4 separate regions of the Homo sapiens genome follow, and all the other regions are linked to region 4. Evidence: chromatin contacts called from ENCODE Hi-C or POLR2A ChIA-PET data. All regions are on one chromosome and are shown on one strand. The core of a region is the stretch at or near the end of the contact, and the rest is flanking DNA. Distances in the headings are between cores, read along the strand shown.

Region 1 (3,094 bases), core at 449-2,948, 230 kb before region 4:
CTGGGATTACAGGCGTGAGCCACCGCTAATTTTTGTATTTTTTTCAGAGACGGAGTTTCCTCATGTTAGCCAGGCTGGTCTTGAACTCCTGATCTCAAGTGATCTGCCCGCCTCGGTCTCCCAAAGTGCTGAGAATACAGGCTACCCACCGCGCCCGGCCAACTCCCATTATTATTCATGCAAACAGATTCTCACTTTTACAGGGAGGCAACACAAGGAAAATTATTACCCCCTTTTTAAAGGCAGGGAGATCTGGGAACTAAGATCCTCATTTGTACCAGTTAACAAGAATGGTTTCCAGGTACGTGTAGAGTCTAACTATTCCTTCACACGTCCTCTGTTACGATATTCCCATATCGGGCCGGGCACGGTGGCTCACGCCGGTCCCAGCACTTTGGGAGGCGGAGGCGGGCAGATCACTTGAGGTCAGAAGTTCAAGACCAGCCTGGCCAACATGGTGAAAACCTGTCTCTACTACAAATACAAAAATGAGCCAGGTGTAGCGGCGTGCGCCTGTAATCCCAGCTACTCGGGAGGCTGAGACAGGAGAATCCCTTGAACCCGAGAGGCGGAGACTGCGGTGAGCCGGGATCACGCCACTGCACTCCAGCCTGGGCGAAAGAGCGAGACTCCGTCTCAAAAAACAAACAAACAAACAAACAAACAAACAAACCCTAAAGATATTCTCATGTCGGTATGACAGCGCAGTTGGGAAAAGAACACTGGCCTATGAGTCAGCGCCCTGGGTTCTAGCCTAGGTTCGGTTATTTGTAAAATGGAATCCCGCCGCCTTCTTTGATGACAACAAACAGGCAGGACGCCCGGGGGTACTCTCTCAGGTGCCCTCAGAGCCTGTGCTTCTGTCACCTGCCCAGTACCCCTCACAAACAGCAGCTCAACGTCCCATTGGGCACCGGCCGTGAAAGTGGGTAATGAAATGAGCACACGGGGCGTGGCCGGCGCCAGGCGCTCAGTGCCGTCTTCCAGAGCAGCTCCCCGAGCACAGGTGTGGCCTCTGAACCTCGCCCTTCCACGTCCAGCTGCTTCGAACCCAGAAACCTGCACCTGCACCGGGGCCTAAAAAAACTCTCCCTCGCTCCCAGTCTGCACTGGGTCCCTCCTTGCCTCTGTCCTGGCGCCCCGACTCCCCCCACCCCGCCCCGCAACGCCAGGGCTTGCCCCATTCCTTTCCTTCTTTCCGCGCCCCCTCCCAGCACCCGGTGCATGGAAGGCGCTGGGCTCCGGCAGGCACCTCCGAGGCTGCGTCAGGCTCTGCCCCTGGGTGTCCGCCGGTGCTCGGCAAACGCCGCAGCTTTCTGAGCCGTAGGCTGGAGAGAGGGCGTCGTTCCCCCACAGAGTACCCCGCGAGCGAGAGCCCTCATCTGCTCCTACTTCCTCGCTTCCCCGTGGGAGACGGGCCTCGATTCCCGAACCTTCCTCCTTCACCTTAGGCGACGCCCGACCCCTCTGCCCAAACTTCGCGGTCTCCTCACAAAGCCCGTCTCCTCAGAAAGTGTCCTCCGCTTTCTCTCCCTTCCCAGCATCACCTCGAACACGGCCACGGCCGTCCCCTCCATGCCGCGCAGGGAACAGCGGCAACGCCCAGTCGAAGGGTACCCGCCCGCCGCCGCCGCCGCCGCCGCCGCCCCCTCCTCAGCCCGGGCTTGGAACTCCGCCAGTGCCCACGCCCGAGTCCACGCCCACGCCCGGCAGCGCGAGCCCATCCCTTCCCGCGCGCGCGCCTGCGCCCGCGCACGCCCCGCCCACCTGCCCGCCGCGCCTGCGCACTCGACGCTGCAGGGCCCCGAGACCGCGAACCGCCGCCGGGAGCCACCTAGAGCCTCTGAGCGCCGCGGGTGCCAGTGGGCCCGCAGGTGGGAGGTTCGGGGCGGGGAAGAGCCCGCGAGAGGCGGCCAAGGCTGGAGGTGAGCGGGAATGAGGCCAGGCCACGACTCCTCCCTCCTCTCAAAGATAGTTTCCCACGGTGGCGGCGAGATGCGGCCCTTGGCCCTAATCCGGGCTTTGGCCGCCCTTCGCGCTTTCCAGGACCCTTCCCTCGGCCGGGAGGGGCGACGGTAACGGCGCGGGGCTACCAAGCGGGTTCGTGACCCCTCCAACAGCCTTGTCTGCGGCGGGGGCTGCCCCAGGCCAAGCCCTGGGTCCCAGACTTAGCAAAGAAAAAGACGGCCAATTAAAATTGAATTTCATATAGACAGCGAATTTTTTTTATAACCATACACATATCTCGGCAATTTTTGGGACATATACTAAAAAATTACTAATCTGAAATTAAAAACGACGCCCTGGGCCGGGCGCAGTGGCTCACGCCCGTCATCCCAGCACTTTTGGAGGCCGAAGCGAGTGGATCACCTGAGGTCAGGAGTTCGAGACCAGCCTGGCCAACATGGTGAAACCCCGTCTCTACTGAAAATACAAAAATTAGCCGGGCGTGGTGGCGGGCGCCTGTAATCCCAGCTACTCGGGAGGCTGAGGCAGGATAATTGCTTGAACCTGGGAGGCGGAGGTTGCAGTGAGCCGAGATCGCGTCATTGCACTCCAACCTGGGCAAAAAGAGCGAAACTCTGTCTCAAAAAAAGAAAAAACGACCCCCCGTCTTTTACCTTACAACCAGCCCCAAGCATCTCCCAGCCTAATCCAGGGGGACCAGCTTCCCCCGCAAAGGTGGGACCTGGGAGTCGACCCCTCCCTATCCAGGCCCCTTTCCACGTTTGACTGCACTGAATGTGCCAAGACCAGGAGCTGGCTTTTCTGGGCTCTGGCTGACAGGAGAAGCTCTGGGGTTTTCCAAGTGCATTCCTGGCTGGAATAAGGAGGTCCTGCAGAGTCCCAGCTGCTGCTCTCTGCCAGGTTCCGGGAGGGGCATGGTGACAGGGGCTTAAGCCTATAACTGCTGGTGATCTGACAGCCAAAAGAAAACCCTGATGAGAGATTCCTGCCTGGCAAAGAGTTGCCCAAGGAGAAGGGTGGGACAGGGTGTTGGCTGCTTTCCTTCAGGAAAAATTCTTCCACCCCAGCTCCAAGACGCCAGGATTGGACAGAACAGGCTGGCGAGCTGGCAGAGTGCCTGCCCAGT
Region 2 (2,972 bases), core at 121-2,620, 180 kb before region 4:
CAGCTTTCAAGATTTGGGAGGCCAGCTGAGGCCTGGCAGATAACACCTTCACTAGCATTTCCCAGAGTCATTTCTTTGGGCAGCCAGTATCAGAATCTCTAGGGATATGTCGCAGTCAGGGTTAGAGTTAGGAGACAGACCCCCTAATAATTTGACGATGAGAACTTCAGTAAAAAGAAATATTAATTAGGCCAGGCACAGTGGCTCATGCCTGTAATCTCAGCACTTTGGGAGGCCAAGGCAGGCAGGTCGCTTGAGGTCAGGAGTTCAAGACCAGCCTGGCCAACATGGTGAAACCCCGTCTCTACTAAAAATACAAAAATTAGCCAGGCGTGGTGGCGCACGCCTGTTATCCCAGCTACTTGGGAGGCTGAGGGCTGAGGGAGGAGGATAGCTTGAACCCAGGAGACAGAGGTTGCAGTGAGCCGTGATCATGCCATCGCACTCCAGCCTGGGCAAGCCTCTGTCTCAAAAAAAAAAACAGAAGTATAAATTAGTAAAAGGTGGTAAAGAGAACTCTATAGCAGGGGTCAGAAAACTTTTTTCAGTAAAGCACCAGATAGTAAATTTTTGGGGCTTCATGGGTCGTAAGGTCTATGTCACAGCCCTTCAACTCTGCCCTTGTAAGGAAAAGCAGCTGCGGATTATATGTAAAATAAGGGGTATGGCCAGGTGTGGTGGCTCACACATGTAATCCCAACACTTTGGGAGGCCGAGGTGGCCGGATCACTTGAGTCCAGGAGTTTTGAGACTAGCCTGGGCAACATGGCAAAACCCCATCTCTACAAAAACTACAAAAATTAGCTGGGCGTGGTGGTGGTGTGTGCCTGTAGTCCCAGCTACTCAGGAGGCTGAGGTGAGAAGATTGTTTGAGCCTGGAGAGTCGAGGCTGCAGTGGGCTGTGATCGTGCCACTGCACTGCAGCCTGGGTGGCAGAGCGAGACTTGTCTCAAAAAATTTTTTAAAAAGGGGTGCAGCTGTGGTCCAATAAAAACTTTATAAGGCTAGGCAGTGGGCTGGACTTGCTGGTCCCTGCTCTGAAGAATGCAGAATGGGAAGTGTAGGGAGCAGCTGACACCTCTGGGGTTGAGGAGTCCCCCAGGAAGGAGCAAGATGGCTGAGTCTCAGACCTCCTTGGAGAGGGCGGAGGCCCACTGAATGGCCTGGAAATTTGCTGGGGTATCACAGGCCAGAGCATGTCTGAAGCCAGCAAGCCAAGGCTGGCCAGCAGGAAGTGGCCACTAGAGTGCAGCAAAACTTGCCAGAGAGTAAGAGCCACCGGATCTCTTGCGCACTGTGGACAGTTTTGCTGTAGGAGGAAGAAAAGCACCTTGGAACCGTGGAATGCCCCACATCTGCTAGGCATTGTGGTGTCCCTCCAGCGCCCTCTGCTGACAAGGCCTAGATTGTGCCTGCTGGCAAAGGAGGAATGTTTCCAGGGGCCAGTTCCAGTGTCTCAAAGCAGGGCCACGATGGATTGGGGATGGAGAGACAATGAATTGATAATGGGCACAGTTATCACACTACCCTGGATTTTTTAATTTCAATCTTTTAGATTCGCGGGTGTGGGTGCAGGTTTGTTATAAGTTATATTGTGTGATGCTGAAGTTTGGGGTGTAATTGAACCCATCACCCATGTAGTGAGCACAGTACCCAATAGGGATTTTTTCAACCCCTGCCCTTGGATTCTTGTGCATATAAAGTTCGAGATCCACTGATCCAGCCCATGAGGGGATGCTCTCCCTGGGTGAGCTGCAGTGATGAGCAGCCACAGTGGGCTGGATAGAGACTGGTTGGTGTCTCTGCTGGGCATGAAGGCGGAAATGCAGAGCTAACATGTCCTTCCTCCTGGCGGTTTGCAGATGCTGGAATGGGAGATGGCTGTGAGAGAGAAGGAGGTGGAGGCAATCCAGGCCCAGGCCAAAGCACTGGCCCAGGAGGACCAGGGTGCAGGGGAGGTGGAGAGAACCTCGAGGGCCGTGGAGGAGAAGTTCAGGGCCTTGTGCCAGCCCATGCGGGAACGCTGCCGGCGCCTGCAGGCTTCTCGCGAGCAGCACCAGTTCCACCGCGATGTGGAAGATGAGATTGTGAGTCACTGGGGCCAAGGACGGCAAGCTGCCCCCAGCCATGTGGTTCTCCAGCCTCCCTCCTGGATGCCAGGGAGATGCCAGCAGGGCTCTATTCCCTCTTCTCTTTGGCATTGACCATCTCCCCTATAGGGAGACTTGGAGATGCCTCCCAGAACCAGAGATGACTGTTCCCCACACACAGGGCGGTAGCCCCAGGTGTCCCCACTCCCACTAATCAGTCCCTGCTGCTTGCCTTGCCCTCTGGGCCTCCACTGACCCCCTCTTCCTCTTCCAGTTGTGGGTGACAGAGCGGCTGCCCATGGCCAGCTCCATGGAGCATGGCAAGGACCTGCCCAGCGTCCAGCTTCTCATGAAGAAAAACCAGGTGAGGCAGAGGCTGAAGGCAAAAGAGAAGTTCCCAGGAGCCTGCCCAGACTTGGACGTGTTTTTTCTTAAGACCAGGCCCCCCTCGATGCTGAGTGTAACCCTGGACTTCAGTGGCTGTCTTTCCTCACCTTGGGAGGGTGGGTCCTCTCAGTAGGAGATAGTGGGGGCTGGGCGGCTGACGGGTGTTACCATCGCACCCCCAGGCTAGGAGAGGGAGCAGAGGACCCAGGAAGGAGAGAGGCACAGGGGTGAAGGGTGGTCTCCGGGAGCACGTGGGGCTGGGGCAGGACTTTCAGCATTTTCTCTTCTGTGGCCATGGGCAGACCCTGCAGAAAGAGATTCAGGGCCATGAGCCCCGGATCGCGGACCTGAGGGAGCGGCAGCGTGCTCTAGGTGCAGCAGCAGCAGGTCCAGAGCTGGCTGAGCTGCAGGAAATGTGGAAACGCCTGGGCCACGAGCTGGAACTTCGAGGGAAGCGACTGGAGGATGCCCTGCGAGCCCAGCAGTTCTACCGCG
Region 3 (3,087 bases), core at 208-2,707, 150 kb before region 4:
AGGTAGAAGGATCACCTGAGGTCTGGAGTTTGAGACCAGCCAGGACAACATGGCGAAACCCTGTCTCTACTAAAACTACAAAAAAATTAGGCAGAAGCCTGTAATTCCAGCTATTCAGTAGGCTGAAGTAGGAGAATCACTTGAACCCAGGAGGCAAAGGTTGTAGTGAGCCAAGATCGTGCCACTGCACTCCAGCCTGGTTGCAGAGCAAGACTCTGTCTCAAAAAAAAAAAAAAAAAAAGAGAGACTCCCATCTCAAAAAAAAAGAAATTGTGATAAGTACCACAAATTACACAAAATGGGTCCAATGGCAGGGAATAATGGGAGGACATATCTACTAAGCTACAGGTGGTTTGGGAGGGCATTCCAATACTTGATCCTGAAGCTAAGACCTGAAGTTAAGTTAGCTCTAAAGCAGTAAAGAGAAAGGTCCCTTCAGATTTAAAAAAAAAAAAAAAAAAAAGGCCCTGAGGCAGGAAAGAGCTCAGTGTATACAAGGATCTGAAAGGAGAGTCAGTATGGTCAGAAAAGGATAGATAAGCAGGGAAAAGGGCCTGAGATAATAAAGTGTGACAGAGGAAAGGCACGTTCAAACTAAGGGATTGGGCATTTTACTTTAGATAAAAGGGGAAGTTGCTGAAAGGTTCTAAGTAACGAAAGAAACATCTGATTTACATACATTTCACAAGAACATTCTGGCTATTAAATGGAGAATACTTTGAAGACCCAAGGGTAAGAAAAAGATGGACCTGGAGGTCACTGTAGTCATCTTGGTGGGAGAGGATAGCATGGTCTAGACTATGGCTGTGGCAAAGACATGGAGAAAAGAGGCAACATGTGATATAAACATGATCAAGAGCTGCTAATGGTTGGGGAGGGCGTAAGAATGACTACCAGCAATCTGGCTGAAAGAGAGAATGGGATAAGGAAGACTGAAGGAGAAATGATTTTAGAGTGGGGAGTCTCAGGAGCTCTATCTCAGATATACCAAGTTTGAGGTGTATTAAGACAACCAGCCAGGTGCAGTAGCTCATGCCTGTAATCCCAGCAAGTTGGGAGGCCAAGGCGGGCAGAACCCGAGGTCGGTAGTTCGAGACCAGCCTGGCCAATATGGTGAAATCCCGTCTCTAAATTTTGTATCTAAAGATACAAAAATTAGCCAGGTGTAGTGGCACGTGCCTGTAGTCCTAGCTACTCAGGAGACTGAGGCAGAAGAATCACTTGAATCCGGGGGGCGGAGCTTGCAGTGAGCCGAGATCGCGCCACTGCACTACAGCCTGGGCAACAGAGTGAGACTCCATCTCAAAAAAAAAAAAAAAAAAAAAAAAAGAACCAAGAAGAAATGTCAGCTAGGTGTCCAGATCCCTGAATCTTGAGCACAGAAGAGAGGTTTCAAACTGGAGATATCAAGAGTCTTTAGCACCTGGATCAGTGTTACATAACAGAAATACAATGTGAGCCACAAATGCAAACCACATAGGGAACTGAAACAGGTGAAATTAAATTGTATTAATTTTATTTTCCCCAGATAGTCTGGTGGTTAGGAAAAAAAAAAATTTTAATGTATTTTTACCCAATATGTGCAAAAAAATGACCATTTCAACATATAATGAGCATTAAAAACTGAATATATATATATATATATTTTTTTTTTTTGAGAGACACTCTTGCTCTGTTGCCCAGGCTAGAGTGCCGTGGCCCAATCTTGGCTCAATAGAACCTCCGCCTCCCAGGTACAAGCAATTCTCCTGTCTCAGCCTCCCAAGAAGCTGGGACTACAGGCACGTGCCACCACGCCTGGCTAAGTTTTGTATTTTTAGTAGAGATGGGGTTTCACCACCTTGGCCAGGCTGGTCTCAAACTCCTGACATCAAGTGATCTGCCCACCTTGGCCTCCCAAAGTGCTGGGATTACAGGCGTGAGCCACTGCGCCTGGCTTATATTAATTTTTTAAATCCCATAGGTATTTGGTACTCGCAGCACTGTATATGTCTCTGGCTACCACACTGAACAGCACAACTCCATATGGTATACAAAGCCAAAGCAATGAATGAAGTCTTGAAGAGGATTTCAAACTTGGCACTAGTGATAACTGGGAAAGGTGCCCCTCCTGTGCATTGGAGGATGTTTAGCCACATCCCTGGCGGGAGAAACCCCCTAAATTGTGACAATTAACAATGATTTCAGGGAATCTCTGAGCCTATTCTAGTTGCCCATTTAAAACAAAACGAAAAAAAAAAAAAAAAAAAAAAAAAGGTCAGACTAGGCCAGGCACAGTGGCTCACGCCTGTAATCCCAGCATTTTGGGAGGCCGAGGCAGGCGGATTACCTGAGGTCGGGAGTTCAAAACCAACCTGACCACCACGGAGAAACCCCATCTCTACTAAAAATACAAAATTAGACGGGCGTGGTGGTGCATGCCTGTAATCCCAGCTACTAGGGAGGCTGAGGCAGCAGAATCGCTTGAATCCAGGAGGCAGAGGTTGCACTGAGCCGAGATCGTGCCGTTGCACTCCAGCAGCCTGGGCAACAAGAGCAAAACTCCATCTCAAAAAAAAAAAATTTTAAAAAAGGGTCAGACTAGGTGGCTCACGCCTGTAATCCCAGCACTTTGGGAGGCTGAGGCAGGCAAATGGCTAGAGCTCAGGAGTTCAAGACCAGCCTGGGCAACATGGCAAAACCACAACTACAAAATACAGAAATTAGTTGGGCATGCTGGCATGCGCCAGTGGTCCCAGCTACTCGGGAGGCTGAGGTGAGAGAATTGCTTGAGCCCGGGAGGAGGTGGAGGTTGAACACGGCACTCCAGCCTGGGTGACATAGGAAGACCCTGTCTCAAAAAAAAGGTGGGGGAGGGGGCAGGCGAGGTGGCTCATGCCTATAATTTTTTTTTTTTTTTTTTTTTTTTTTGAGATGGAATCTTGCTCTGTCGCCCAGGCTAGAGTGCAGTGGCGCTATCTCATCTCACTGCACCCTCCACCTCCCGGGTTCAAGTGATTCTTCTGCCTCAGCCTCCCAAGTAGCTGGGACTACAGGTGCGCACCACGACAACTGGCTAATATTTTACATTTTTAGTAGAGACGGGGT
Region 4 (3,058 bases), core at 35-2,534:
TGACCAATTCTCCTGCCTCAGCCTCCCAAGTAGCTGGGATTACAGGTGCCCATCACCATGCCCGGCTAATTTTTGTATTTTTAGTAGAGATGGTGTTTCACCATGTTGGACAGGCTGGTCTCGAATGCCTAAGCTCAAGCGATCCACCCACCTCAGCCTCCCAAAGTGCTGGGATTGCTGGCCTTAAAATTAAATTTAAAATGTAACATTTTTACTATGGAAAATTTTCATTCACATACAAAAGTAGAGAGACTCATATAATGAGTCCCCATATATCCCATTATCCAGCTTCAAAAATTGACAGCTCATGGCCCATCTTAAAATCTTTTGATAAACATCAAACGTTCACTTCCCTCCTTTTTACTTTCCCTCCAGATTCTAGTGCCCACCCCCAACCAAGGGATTTGCCCTTCCAACAAAGAAATCAGGTTAACTAAGAGGCTTTGTCTTAGTAGAATCCCCAGAAATATTTGATCTGCTTTACTTTCTGCAGTCTGTATTATGAAATCAATAAGTTCTCTTCACTTTCCATATAAAAACAAAATTTAACGCTAAATGTGCTTTTTCACAGTATATGTGAATTCCAGAGTATGCTGGGCCTATTTTCAGCCGTCAGGAAATCTCATTTCTGGGTACACCCCCCTACCCTCAACTCTCCTGGCTAGGGTGATATGCTTACCTTGTATTCCCCATCCCCATGTAAATCTGCCAGCGCTGGAAAACAAAAGGGCCAAAACCAGAGTCTCAGAATCCCAGAGGCTTCACTACAGGACCATTGTCTGACTCCCCATCCCACTAGAACCCAGGGTTCCTGGTTCCAGAGACTCACCTAGGCAGGCAGAAAAGGTGTGGATATTGGCCATTGGGTCGTAGTGCGCATCCAACCACTTCGAATTGGCCTCATTGCTGGAAGTGGGGGAAAGACAGTTGGGGAGTGAGTCCCATGGGAGGGGAAAAAAAAACTTTGAGGAAGCTGGTACAGGTCACTCTGAACATAAGGTACAGAACGTCTGGGTACAAGTCCAGGCTCCGCCACTGGCTCACCGAGCGACCTCCAGACACACATATGCACATCTTAGGCCTCGGTTTCCCTATCTGACCTCTTAAGAGTCCTTCCAGACTGCCCGAGAACAGCAGGAGCCCAGAGCCCGGGGACCAAGGGACCCTCTTTACACGGGTGGGAAAAGAGGCCTTGAGGAGCCCTGCCTTCACCTCTCAGCTCCGCAGGCGTCGGAATCCGATGAGGACGCAGCGGCCATCTTCGCAGGCGTCGTCCTGGCAACCGGCCCCGCCCTCGCGTAACGCCCAATAGTGCCCGAGCACAGGGAAGGGCGAGTACAAAGGTTCCGGGCGCCAAGCTTTCCCACCCAGGCTCAGGAGGACGCGCTGGCCACCTTCCTGGGTTGAGGAATCTGTCTCAGATTCCTCAAAGATATTTATCTTTGCTCCTTCCCAGTCAGAGCCACCTTTCCAGGCGTCTGGGTCCTACAATCTCTGGGTCAGCCACAGAGCCCTCTGGCTTCCAGGGTTGGAAAGAAGCCCCTTCTAGCATTTATGAGCAGCAAAAAGAACTCCTCCTGTCTCCATCTTCATGGTTACCCGGTTGAAAAGGACCATGTCCTGCCTTGCTGCGTTACTGTAGAGGTCCAGGCCCAGAGAAACAAAACACGAGGGTTATGGGACAAATGCAGAGGATTCTGACTGAAGTTGAGTTTGTAGGTTCCCAGAACTTTTTTTTTTTTTTTTTTTTTTTGAGACGTAGTCTCGCTCTGTCGCTTGCGCTGGAGCGCAGTAGCGCGATTTCGGCTCACCGCAACCTCCGCCTCCCGGGTTCCAGGGATTCTCCTGCCTCAGCCTCCCGAGTAGCTGGGATTACAGGCGCATGCCACCATGCCCAGCTACTTTATTTTTTAGTAGAGACGAGGTTTCACCATATTGGCCAAGCCGGTCTCGAACTCCTGACCTCGTGATCCCCTCGCCTCGGCCTCCCAAAGTGCTGGGATTACAGGCATGAGCCACCGTGCCCGGCCCCAGAACATTTAAAAATGCAAGGAATGCCACAAAGGAGAGCTGCAAAAATTGTGCTATGTTCAGCTCTGTGACTGCGTATCCTCATCTAGAGATAATGTCAACATCCTGTTGTGGAAGGGAGGCTAAAAATGGCCCTCCTTGCCCCCTCCCCAGGCCTTGAGCCCATCACTCTGCTGGGAGTAAATGAGAAGACAGGCAAAGGCAAGGAGGAGCCACACACGCCGCAAAGATGGTGGTTGTCTCTAATATTTATTTGTCTGGTTATAAAATTAATATGTGAGGAGCATTGGATTTGGTGAGAACGTTTTGAACCCTAGCTGTCACGTGCCACCTGCGGGATCTAGACCAGTGACTTCTCAGAACTGCCATTTCCTCATCTGGTAGACAGGATGGTAAGCCCTGTCTTGCTCACTCCACGTATGGCAGTGCAGATGAAATGAGATCACAGAGGGGAAGCAATTGGCAGGCTGGAAAGTGCTGACAAATGGAAGGGGTTGTGTCACCACCCTCAGCTGAGGTAGTACCAAGGTCCAAGCTCCTGCCCCTCCCCCTCCCCAGCCCCTAAATACACACACGAATGGAGGGCCACTTGCAGCCTTGGTCTGATGGAATTGGGGGCAAGGCCACACATCTTCCTCAAGCTTGGCCAGATGGGGCCTCACTGGGGCCCTTCCAGAATCGGGCATCGGCTGTGGCCAGCTGTGTGAGGATCTCCTCCAACTCGGGTCCATCCTCTGGGAAACGCTCAGAGAAGGATCGGATGAGGCCAGCAGCTGACGCCTCGTATTCCAGAAGCTGCACGTCTGAGCCTGGGGAGGAGATGGAGAGAAAACAGCAGGGAAAGGTCTGAATAGGGAAACTGAATCATCATAAAAATCTTAATAATCACAATTACAGCAGCAGCTGTTTCTTACTGAGCTCTGCCAAAAAAACCTGTGCTCTACGTTTTAGGTTAATTACTTAATTTACTCTTTACAGTAACCCTGTGAGGAAGGAAATACTACAGGGGGAGTATTAAATGCATTGC

Evidence for each region. Hi-C counts contacts between places; a loop is a spot of excess contacts on that map. ChIA-PET counts read pairs that join two places held with the same protein, here RNA polymerase II (POLR2A). Pooled maps may share reads with other maps.
Region 1: a pooled map shows a loop between it and region 4 (6-fold over the local background). The contact joins the promoter of TOP6BL here to the promoter of BBS1 in region 4. A Hi-C loop is called at or near these places in 8 of 50 pooled maps. POLR2A ChIA-PET finds 5 or more read pairs at or near these places in 2 of 52 experiments (B cell and CD4-positive, alpha-beta T cell).
Region 2: a pooled map shows a loop between it and region 4 (2.3-fold over the local background). The contact joins the enhancer-like site here to the promoter of BBS1 in region 4. A Hi-C loop is called at or near these places in 1 of 168 maps with a recorded cell type or tissue (CD4-positive, alpha-beta T cell) and 2 of 50 pooled maps. POLR2A ChIA-PET finds 5 or more read pairs at or near these places in 4 of 52 experiments (GM12878, activated naive CD4-positive, alpha-beta T cell, endothelial cell of umbilical vein and 1 more).
Region 3: a pooled map shows a loop between it and region 4 (1.9-fold over the local background). The contact joins the enhancer-like site here to the promoter of BBS1 in region 4. A Hi-C loop is called at or near these places in 1 of 50 pooled maps. POLR2A ChIA-PET finds 5 or more read pairs at or near these places in 6 of 52 experiments (CD4-positive, alpha-beta T cell, Caco-2, GM12878 and 3 more).

The regions. Positions count from the first base shown.
Region 1 is chr11:66,743,373-66,746,466 of GRCh38, reverse strand. TOP6BL (TOP6B like initiator of meiotic double strand breaks) reads right to left here and starts at 1,698. Exons shown (of 15, transcript NM_001302084.2): 1 at 1,548-1,698. It also overlaps a transcript of SPTBN2 not described here. RefSeq lists enhancers at 840-929, 1,370-1,479, 1,971-2,471 and silencers at 1,110-1,209, 1,620-2,009.
Region 2 is chr11:66,693,254-66,696,225 of GRCh38, reverse strand. It overlaps SPTBN2 (spectrin beta, non-erythrocytic 2), which reads left to right. Exons shown (of 38, transcript NM_006946.4): 22 at 1,863-2,087; 23 at 2,365-2,454; 24 at 2,780-2,972. Among named protein-coding and RNA genes, the nearest start is that of RBM4B, 17 kb to the right of the region's middle. RefSeq lists an enhancer at 909-1,409. Within about 2 kb of position 1,370, at least 2 of the 41 ENCODE cell types and tissues checked have a DNase peak (open chromatin) inside an H3K27ac peak, as active enhancers do.
Region 3 is chr11:66,657,506-66,660,592 of GRCh38, reverse strand. It overlaps a transcript of RBM4 not described here. Among named protein-coding and RNA genes, the nearest start is that of RBM4B, 19 kb to the left of the region's middle. Within about 2 kb of position 1,457, at least 2 of the 41 ENCODE cell types and tissues checked have a DNase peak (open chromatin) inside an H3K27ac peak, as active enhancers do.
Region 4 is chr11:66,508,861-66,511,918 of GRCh38, reverse strand. BBS1 (Bardet-Biedl syndrome 1) reads right to left here and starts at 1,284. Exons shown (of 17, transcript NM_024649.5): 1 at 1,213-1,284; 2 at 830-906; 3 at 680-714. The coding sequence starts at 1,259. DPP3 (dipeptidyl peptidase 3) reads right to left here. Exons shown (of 18, transcript NM_130443.4): 18 at 2,262-2,840. The coding sequence ends at 2,668. RefSeq lists an enhancer at 1,373-1,422.